Linked DNA regions of Homo sapiens: region 1 is linked to region 2. Evidence: chromatin contacts called from ENCODE Hi-C or POLR2A ChIA-PET data. All regions are on one chromosome and are shown on one strand. Each heading gives the region's core, a stretch centred on a gene start or an enhancer-like site at or near the end of the contact. The rest is flanking DNA. Distances are from core to core; before and after follow the strand shown. Region 1 overlaps PKP2 (plakophilin 2). Region 2 overlaps PKP2 (plakophilin 2).

Region 1 (5,133 bases), core at 2,271-4,770, 57 kb before region 2:
TCACTATGTATAAAAATTAATTCAAGATGGATTTAAGATTTAAACGTTAAGACCTCAAAATGTAAGACTCCTAGAAGAAAACCTACGAAACACCATTCTGGACATTGGCCATGGGAAAGAATTTATAACTGTTAGCTATTTCAATGTTATCTTTCGTCTATTAAGTCTCTTGTCCATTTATTTTTCTACTGGGCTGTCCATGTCTTGTTTATGTATTGTTACCTCAACTCTTCTATATTTTCTGGATACCCACGTTTGTTACTTATACATGTTGCAAAAATCTTTTCCCATTCTGTGGTTTGCCTTTTTAATGTCTTAACATGTCTTTTGATAGCATAAGTTATTAATTTAGTCAATTTATCAAATATTTACTTTAAGGCTAGTCCTTTTTGTGTCCATTTTAATGAAGTCTTTCCCTGTTTCAGGTCATGAAGATATTCTTCCATGTAATTGTTTAGCATCTTTATTGTTTTACCTTTCATATTTAGGTTTCATTCCTGTTGGTATTTATTTTTGGGTAAGGTATGCGGTAGTGGGGAAGATCCCAACCCCCGGGTCACAGTACCAGTCCGTGGACTGTTAGGAACCCGCCGCACAGCAGAAAGTGAGCAGTGAGCGAGTATTATTAGTGCTTGAGCTCCACTTCCTGTCAGATCCGCAGTGACATTAGATTCTCATGGGGGCGCAAACCCTATTGTGAACCGCACATGAGGGATCTAGGCTGTGTGCTCCTTATAAGAATCTAATTGATCTAAGATGGAACAGTTTCATCCTGAAACTATCTCTCCCCAGCCTAGTCTGTGAAAAAACTGTCTTCCATGAAACCAGTCCCTGGTGCCAAAAAGGTTGGGGGCCGCTGAGGGAATATGTTTCATTTTTTTCCGATCGATATTAAATAAAGGGCTTTTAAAACTGTTTATTTCAGGCTGGGTGCAGTGGCTCACGCCTGTCCCCAGCACTTTGGGAGACTGAAGTGGGCAGATCACTTGAAGTCAGGAGTTCGAGACCAGCCTGGCTGACATGGTGAAACCCGTCTCTACTATAAATACAGAAATTAGTTGGGAGTGGTGGCACATGCCTGTAATCCCAACTACTCAAGAGGCTGAGGCACGAGAATTACTTGAACCCAGGAGACAGAGGTTGCAGTGAGCCGAGACTGTGCCACTGCACTCCAGCCTGGGCAACAGAATGAGACTCTGTCTCAAAAACAAAAAAAACCCAAAAAAACCCGAAACTTTATTTCAATGACTTTTAACTTTTACTATACAATGTTTAATCTTTTAATTTATATTATATTTAAAAGCTTGCTAAATAAGTAAATTTTATTATTCCATCCTTTTGCTACTAGAGTGACCATTATAACTGAACTAATAAAGCTTAAACTAACATACTTTTACTAACTAGAAATTCTGTCATAATTCTGTATGTAAATTATATAATCTGTCTTTTAGGAACCTATTTATTTCAGCTTGGGTTCTTTGCCACGTAAGGTACACGGTCATTAATTGCTCAGTGCTATCTCAGTTACGATCACATGGCCAATGGACTTGATATTTTCTGGTACTATGTGTATGACCTAATTTTCATGTTTTCCTATTCAATGATTCCTTGTTTGAAATTATAAAGCCAGAGATCTTTATCACAGCATCTAAGCATACAAAAGTAGGAAAAGTATTATTAAAAAAACACATATGTCAAAATTTTAAAAAGCATCCCGTAACTTAAAAGAATAAAGGGAGGCTGAGTGCGGTGGCTCACACCTATAATCCCAGCACTCTGGGAGGCTGAGGCTGGTGGATCACCTGAGGTGAGGAGTTTGAGACCAGCCTGGCCAACATGGTGAAACCTCATCTCTACTAAAAATACAAAAATTAGCTGGGCGTGGTGGCGGGCACCTGTAATCCCAGCTACTTGGGAGGCTGAGGCAGGAGAATTGCTTGAACCCGGGAGGCAGAAGTTGCAGTGAGCCAAGATTGTGCCACTGGATTCCAGCCTGGGCAACAGAGTGAGATTCCGCCTCAAAATAAATACAATACAATACAATACAATACAATACAATAAAATAAAATAAAATAAAATAAAATAAAATAAAGGGGCTTCATATTTGTCCCATGCTGCTAATGATTTTCTCTTATAAATCTCCAATCAAGTCCAATTCTAACAACCTTGGGTATGAATCAGTATCAGTTTAGTGTAAGCTTCCATTTAGGGATGGCCTATTAGGCCCCTTAGGTATGACTTGGGCTCTTTATGGACCTGGTACCTTAAATTTTTCCTAGTACTTTAAATTTCTGTTTTTCATCCCAGTAAGACTATTACCCAACACAGGGATTTGTCTTATTTACTGCTGTGTAACCTACACCATAACTGCTAGTGTCTGTTATGTAATATGCTCAAAAGAATGTTTGTTCAGCAAATGAATGTAGGAACTAGGTAATACACTAATATTGAGAGATTAAGTGGCATAAATATCCCTGTATCCTCAGAAAAATGAAAGCACCCCTGGTCTGGATTCTGTGGGAGGCTCTTGGAATGGAAGAGGCTAAAATCCAAGCTTAAAGGGTTAGCTTATATTGAACTAGACTCAGACCACAGCAAGCTTACACACACACACACACGCACACACAACCCCCCCCCCCCCATTTAATTTTCTTTTATGTTAGCTGGGAATTAAAAAGAGGGCTTCTATAGTTTAGCAAAGTAAGAGAAATGGTTTTGGGAAACCTAGCATAGGAAAATGGGGAATAACGTGATTCATTAGTGTCCCTGTGTCATTAAGGGCTCCCTGGTAGTTCCCAGTTTCTTTCTCAATGTACATTTTGCAGAAAGCCAAACAGATGAAAGTTTGGTTGCATTCTTAACCACAATGCTAAGGTAAGAGAAATATTGGTTTTAGCATTTCACAATTTTATTCAGAGAACAAGCTTCTGTGTAAACACACATATTAAAGAATAAATATGGTTTCTCAAGTAAAACATAAATATTTTTTGCTACTTACAATAGTACTTTTCTCTACAGAGATAATTGGAGACTAGACAGACAATGAGCTATTTGGGGGGAGTTTATTCTAATCGTTTCATGACCAAGGCAAAGAATACAAGCTTAGTTTAAATCATTAAATACTTACAGAATACCTTAATATATAGGAAGGGTATAAAATACATGGGGAAGGGAATAACCTTTTACTATTTTAATTATTTTGACTTTGCTGCTATAAAGTAAGTGCATCTGGAAAGAGGATCAGCTCTTTATTTTGTAGTTGAATTTCTGGGACACAAAAGCACAGATGGCCTTTCCAACTCCATACTGCAGTAGACATCTGCTGTTGTTTTTGCCTTCCCAGCATTTATTCCTCCTTCCTTTGGTAGTAACAGTCTCATTTTCCATTAGGGAGCACTCCTTTACCATTTCAGCCCATGTGGTACAAGTGGCAGTGGCCCTCATCCAATCAAACCCATGCCCTGGAAGTGCACATCTGGGCATATGATCCAGACTTGGCCAATTAGAACATCATAGCCTCATAGACACAGGTATTGGTTCAGAAATGGGCAAGAGGCCCAAGCCAGCCCGTGAGACATATTCTCCAACTTCTTAACAACACTATTGGGAAAATGGTAGTTTGTTTCTTGTGGGGGACACATTGGGCTGATAAAACGTGAGCCTGAAATAATTCATGGCTGTCTTTGTTACCCTATGGAGAGAGCCTTTGAGAACAAACCCAGCAGAGGAAAACCAAGCCCGGAGATGAAGAAAGTCAACTGTAATCACTGGTGCACCTAAGTCCAGTCACGACAGAAAGAAGGCCCACCCTGGAGTTTTCAGTGCCATAAGCCAAAAATTTCCTCTTTTTTGCTTAAACCAGCTTGAGGCAGGATTCTGAGATCTGTAACTGAAAGAGTACTGACTTGACTTGTCAGTCAAGCAGCCTGACTTGACTTTGCATAAGCTGAGACCGAAGCCCTCTGTAATTTCTGAGAATTGTCTTTACTAAAATAAGAAACCTTTTTCTCTTCCCTCACTGTTTCATCTCTGAATTGAATGTAGGTATGTCTACAATATCATTATTTTAAAAAGTAGGAAATCAGGCCCAATACTCACTGGTCCACTTCCGGCCGTGAGGTTCTGCAGAGCTCCTAAGGATGCTTCTTGTGTGTAGTTGCGGACACTTTTGGCGATCAAGGACAGATACATCCTTATAACAATGGAATGCCACAGCCACTCCACGCCCTTGGGGTTGCTCTTTTCCTCCGGCATCGGCACGTCCTGGTATTGCTGACCACACACAAAAGGAATCCAGAATTAATGCATGTCAGGTGATGGCTATAATTTCACACTCAAACCAGGAGACCAGAAATACTGTCTAGAAAGGCTCATAATTTGCATAAGAAGCCCTTGAAATAGAAATTTTAAAAGCAAATATATATAATTTCTAATCACTTAACTTTTAGCCCATAATGATTATTTCTTCCTAATAACACTCCACACCCCTAACTTGATATTTCTCCCAGTGAGAGAAAATTCAGAGAATTAAGCATAGGTCATTCTAGAATGGTTTTCAGGCTGCTGTTGAGCTAAAAGCTAAATTAGTCACAACCACCCTGTAGATAAGAAAAACAGGCCTGTTCCCTCAGAGTCTTGTGAAAGTGTCCAGGATAGCACCAGGGTTCTAAATTTACCAGCTGGTTTCCACAAATACCACGATACTCAGAGAAGGAGGGGAGGTTACATTCTCTTAGTTTTCATATCAGTATGGAAATAAATATGTATTCCTTCCTATGAGGTTTGCTTTTAGTATGTCCAAAGTTTGTTTTTAGAATACCCAAGGCCAAATATCAGGGCCGACTTTAATAAAAACAATTTATATACAATTAGCTATGCTGCATTAAGCTTATTTCCTAACCTATAAGGCATAAAGCAGTACGGTTCATGGGTAGCAATGAAAATCTGGAGCCAGACTGCCTGGCATTGTATTCAATCTCTTCCACTTATTTGCTGAATTATTCCAGGAAAATTAATCTTACTGTGTCTCTGTTTCCTCACTGGTAAATGAGGGTATTAATAATACACACTTCAAAAGGTTGATGTAAGAATTAAAATAACTTAAAATAGTGCCGATATATACCAAGTACTTAG
Region 2 (5,261 bases), core at 2,762-5,261:
CTATGAAGATCCTACTACTCATTTGCAGAACCATCAGCCTCCAACTGGTCATAAATCATGGTTTTAGAAAAATTCATCTATAATTTTTTTTGTGGTGATTCTTAAAAACCTTTTTCATCAGTTTGATTTAGAACATCGGTTTCATCAGTTTGTCTCTCTCACACTCCAAGTCTCAGTTTTTAGCTGCATTAGTAACTGTTTAACCAGCCATTCTTCTTTTGGAAAGCCAGGTCCATTGTTTAATACCTTAAGTCATTATGCAGGTTTATGGTTTTGTCCAGTTAATATTCAACATATATGAAAGAATACTCCTTTACATGTGGGAGTTTCACTAGGCATAAAAACTTAAATCCCCCCCAAAAAAGGGCTGGACAAAGTTTGACAATGCGGGACCAAAGAGAACACAGTGTGTGGTCTCAGGGCAGGTGTCCCAGGGAGCAGCCTGGGGAACTGAAATGAGGCGTGGAGCCCAGCAGAGGAAAGGGGGAGGTCAGACAGGCACAGGCACCACCTTGGGCATCTATCTTCCTCATTACACAAAATACGTCTGGCTCCCTCTCCTTTTCACAGAGAGCCAAATTTTCCTTTCATAATCAGAGAAAAAAAGTTGATTTCTATGATTTCTACTCTCTAGAATTTGGGGAAATCTCAGGAAGAGATTTCTTACTCATTATTTTTAAATTTCTTGACCCCAAGTGTTCCTTCTACTCTTGGAAATATGATTAAATATTATAATACAATTTACCCTGTCTATTAAAACAATAATCCAAAAATAGTATGACTAATACTTCTAGAATTTGAGCAACAAAAGAACCTAGATGGCAAAAAGTAAAATTTATATTTCATTTCTCCTTCCTTTAATTCCTTCACTCTTTCACCATATACTTATTTTTTGAAAGAAGATCTCATTCTGTTGCCCAGGCTGGGGTACAGTGGCACAATCACAGCTCACTGTAGCCTCAACCTCCCTGGCTCAAGCAATCCTCCCACTTCAGCCTCCGGAGTAGCTGGGACCACAGGTGGGCACTATCACGCCAGGCTAAGTTGTTTATCTTTAATAGAAGTGGGGTCTCGGGGTCTCCCTATTTTGCCCAAGCTGGTCTCAAACTCCTGGGCTCAAGCGATCCTCCAGCCTGGGCCTCCCAAAGTGCTAGGATTACAGATGTGAGCCACTGTGCTGGCCTCATCATATATTTATACAGTGCCTACTATAGGCCTACTTCCATTTTAGGGTGCTGAGAATATAAAGATGATTGAGCATTCACAAAAATCTCAAAGTCCAGAGGGAGAACAGATAAGCAAATGAATAGCCACAATATATTTTTCTGATAGAGACACTCACACAAGGCTGCTATCTGGGGCACCTAAGCTAGACTGGGAAGGAAGTGGTCAGAAAATAGGTGGTATCTGAGCTAAATCCAGAATTATAAGTAGTCAGACAAAAGTAGAGCTGCATATGTAAAGGTGTGGAGTGGGGGAAAAGAAGGAAAGAGAGAGAGAATGAATATGGATAAATATCTTGCATTAAGGAAAGTAAAGAGGTTCCAGGTGGTTTGGGTATTGGTATGTGGGTATGTTTGGGGATGGTGGTGATGAATGGCAGAGAAGAGTAGAAGGAGAAGAGGCTGAAGTGATAAGCAGAGCTGAAAACACAATGGGGCTTGTAGGTCATGCCTAAAAGCATGAACACTTAGTGGAATTATGGAAGGGTTATAAACAATCACATGTGGAAAGATAATTCTGACAGTCCTAGAGAACGGTTCTGACTGAGCAAGACCAGAGGCAGAGAGCCCTGTGTAATGGAAATGGAAAGAAGGGTAAAAATTCAAGACCCATCATAGAAGGAAAAATATGGCTTGGTGATAGGTGACTACAGAGGGAGAAGATAAGAATGACTTCCAGGTTTGAAAATAGTAGACTACAGCAGGAGGAGATGGGTGGAAGTTGAGGATAGGGAGATGATGAGTTTAGTTTAGGATATACTGAGTGTGAAATTTCCAGGAGGTTGTTACATTTTCATATAGGTCCAGAATTTGGCATCAAGGATGGAATTGCAGACAAAACTTTGAGAACCATAAGGATAAAAGTGAGGTACACAGAGCCTCTCTGGAAGAGCATCAAGACTTGGAATAGAAGGGTTACTGAAGATGCCTTCTTTGAGCAGGCAGAAAGGGAGCACGCAGAGAACACTAACAAAGAATGGCTGGAGAGGTGAGTGGAAAACCAGGGGAAGCTGGTGCCCTGAAAACCAAGGGATGAGAGAATTTCATGGTGTCTCAAACACCACCCACAGGTTGAGTAATATAAGCAGTGCTTATATTACTCAATATAGTGTCTGCTTAGGATGTAGCAGATAAGGCCATCATTGCTACATTTGTCAGGAGACTGTTTAGGTGGAATGGAGGGGACTGAAATCATATTGCAGTGGGTTGACGAGAGACTGGGAAGTGACAGGGTGGTTCAAGAAGCAAGGGACACAGAGATGGAGGGAGAGAATGCCAGTTGTTGGAGGATGTCAGATAATAATTTTGTTACTGTTAAAATCATTTTGCTAAAACTGTGGCTATCACAAATCCTAGGCTATGGTAGGCATTCCATAAATTTTGAATTACCTGTTTAAAAGCCTTTATCAGCTTTTTCCTCCATAAACAATGACCTGATACACTTTCTCTTTTTTTTTTTGAGACAAGGTCTCACTGTGTTCCCCAGGCTGGAGTGCAGTGGCACAAATCTTGGCTCACTGCAACCTCCATCTCCTGGGCTCAAGTAATCCTCCCGCCTCAGCCTCTCGAGTAGTTAGGACCACACGTGCACACAACCACACCCAGCTAATATTTGTATTGCTCGTAGATATGGGGTTTCATCATGTTGCCCAGGCTGGTCTTGAACTCCTAAACTCAAGTGATTCGCTCGCCTGGGCATCCCAAAGTGCTGGGATTACAGGCCTGGGCCACTGCTCCCGGCTTATTTTTCCTCTTTGTAAGTATGCTCATATTGCCTAAGGTCTGCTTACTATAAGAAATGTTAGAAATCTCATGGTGAATTTTACATCATAAAAAATATTTCCTGTGTTAAGATTAGATTAGCCCTCATCATTTTGAGAAGTAGTTTATTAATGATGCTACCTGGTCAGTGAGCATGCTGTACAATTTCACTTGAAGGGATGTTTAGAGGTAACAACTATCATTAGACAACTTTAGCAATCAAATGACAATAACATATCTAATGTTTTAGCCTAATGATGTTAGATCATTATTGCAGGAGTTACTGATCTAATCAGCCATCCATTTCTCAATCTTTCTCTTAGTAACGTGCACAGTTTATAAAATTTGTGATCAGGCATTAAACTTGAATAAGGGTTAAGTTCCAAACACTAAATTAGTCAAGCTATAAAGTAAATAGGAATGGAAAGGAATGACTTAAAAATTCAGTTATTTTAATAATTTAATACTGCCAAAAGAATACCCCTTCAAATCACTGACACTAGAAATCTAAAAGGTACCAAGTACCAAAGGAAGAAAAAAGACATCTAGAAGTCAGCCATCTTTCCTTAGCTCTTTTTACAGTCATAGTTATCCAAATGGCATTCGTGCTAAGAATAAGCATTTTTTCCTTTTATTTCATGGGATGATGAAGAAAATACGCATGCAATTCTCCAATTCTTGGCCTACTTTGGAGTTTAGAGCAGATTTTCATATGGCTGAGGGGTAGGGTCCCTTCAGCCAGCATCTAATCTGGAACAGATGGACTAAATGTCACATTTCCATACAAAGCTGCCATGTGAGCAGGTAGCTTGGCCCCTGTCCCTGAGGTAAATAGGCTGATCTGTCAATTAGGCAGCTGCCTGAAAAGTCATTATTTTAATCACTTATCTCTGGAAGCCCTTCTCTCAAGCCCCAGAAGTGCCAGCTCATGCTGTCAGGGCTGTGGGAACAGAATGTGCTGGCAATGACTGAACTGCAGAGTCAGGAGGGGACTTACCCCAGCTGGGAGTCAGTGAAAGTGCTTCTCTCAGTGAGCAGATTCCCACTTCCCCCTGCGGCCGCCTGGCCGACAGTCAAGTGCGCTCTCCTCCCGCTGGAATCCACGGCGACACTGGGCCCAGCTTCCCTCAGCGTGCGGGTGCTGTGGAAGGAGCTCTGATGCCAGGAGGACCTGGAAGCCCTGTTCTGAGTGACGGGCTGCAGGGGCACCAGCGGCCTGACCTGCCCGACAGTGAGCCCTGCCGTCAGGTAGTTCTCCTTCTCCAAGAGGTTGCCCATGCTGCGGCTGGTCCCTGGCCTGGGGTACGTGAGCAGGGCCGGGTTGGCAGGGATGCTGTCAAAAACGGTGTCGCTAACAGAGCCATGCTGGTACTGTCTGTGGTATGTGTCAAAGTGGCGCTGCCTGCTTGTGGTGCCAGCACGGCTGACCCCCACGATCTCGGAACGAGCATATCTCGGTGGCACTAGGAGGGCGGCCCGCCTGCTTTCTTGGTGGTGCAGGGTGTGCCCAGCCTGGCTTCTCTGGCTGTACTGGTAATCGCTGTGCGTGTAGTGAGCCCTCTCCGGGCTGCTGTCAGGAGAAATCTCCAGTCTCCTCAGAGGATGCCTCAAGGACCTTTCTTCCACGGACTTCTGGGAGCTGTACTGTGCTGTTCCTCTTCCCCAGCGACCTTCATAAGTGGCAGTTGTGCCAGCCTGCACATGAGAGAAATAAAGTTTAAAGGGGGCATAAATCAAATTTCAACTTTGCTGAGGACTAATTACTCTGGGACTATTACCCAACATGTCCGTTTCTCTGAATCAGATGACGAGAAGTTTGCCCCTTTCTGGGTAAAGGCTTTTTGAAAATAAGACTTGGTTGACTTGAGTCATATTTATTTGCACTAGGATGTAAGAATGTTTCACATCCCTAGTTTTCCATGGTATCCTCATAAATATCAATTTTCTCAAAACTCATTTAGGAAATGATAATACTTGGGAAAAGTAAACACTCAAAAATAATCTTAGGAAGTTTGAAAATATTTTCATGGTAGTAATCTGATCACTAGGGTTACATTCTTTGATATCCTACCTTTAGCATGTCATAGGTTTTAGGAACAGGGGAACGGCCTCCAACAAAATCATTTTCAACCAAGTGTAGGTTGTAGACATACTCAGGAACACTGCTGGTTCGGTGAAGATTTCCTGCAATCAAGCAAATATTAAAATAACTCAGAATACAAGTAGGCTAATTAATATTTACAGACTGTATAACAATGATGTATTAAACTTTTAAAT

Evidence for each region. Hi-C counts contacts between places; a loop is a spot of excess contacts on that map. ChIA-PET counts read pairs that join two places held with the same protein, here RNA polymerase II (POLR2A). Pooled maps may share reads with other maps.
Region 1: a loop to region 2 is called in a map of heart left ventricle, with 8 times the contacts of the local background. The contact joins two enhancer-like sites. A Hi-C loop is called at or near these places in 16 of 168 maps with a recorded cell type or tissue (Calu3, OCI-LY7, Right ventricle myocardium inferior and 6 more) and 10 of 50 pooled maps. POLR2A ChIA-PET finds 5 or more read pairs at or near these places in 2 of 52 experiments (Panc1 and WTC11).

The regions. Positions count from the first base shown.
Region 1 is chr12:32,817,258-32,822,390 of GRCh38, forward strand. PKP2 (plakophilin 2) reads right to left here. Exons shown (of 13, transcript NM_001005242.3): 9 at 4,099-4,272. Among named protein-coding and RNA genes, the nearest start is that of YARS2, 64 kb to the left of the region's middle. Within about 2 kb of position 3,521, at least 2 of the 41 ENCODE cell types and tissues checked have a DNase peak (open chromatin) inside an H3K27ac peak, as active enhancers do; they include heart right ventricle, where a contact is called at or near this core.
Region 2 is chr12:32,873,865-32,879,125 of GRCh38, forward strand. PKP2 (plakophilin 2) reads right to left here. Exons shown (of 13, transcript NM_001005242.3): 2 at 5,056-5,168; 3 at 3,982-4,679. Among named protein-coding and RNA genes, the nearest start is that of PKP2, 20 kb to the right of the region's middle. RefSeq lists an enhancer at 4,285-4,809. Within about 2 kb of position 4,012, at least 7 of the 41 ENCODE cell types and tissues checked have a DNase peak (open chromatin) inside an H3K27ac peak, as active enhancers do; they include heart right ventricle, where a contact is called at or near this core.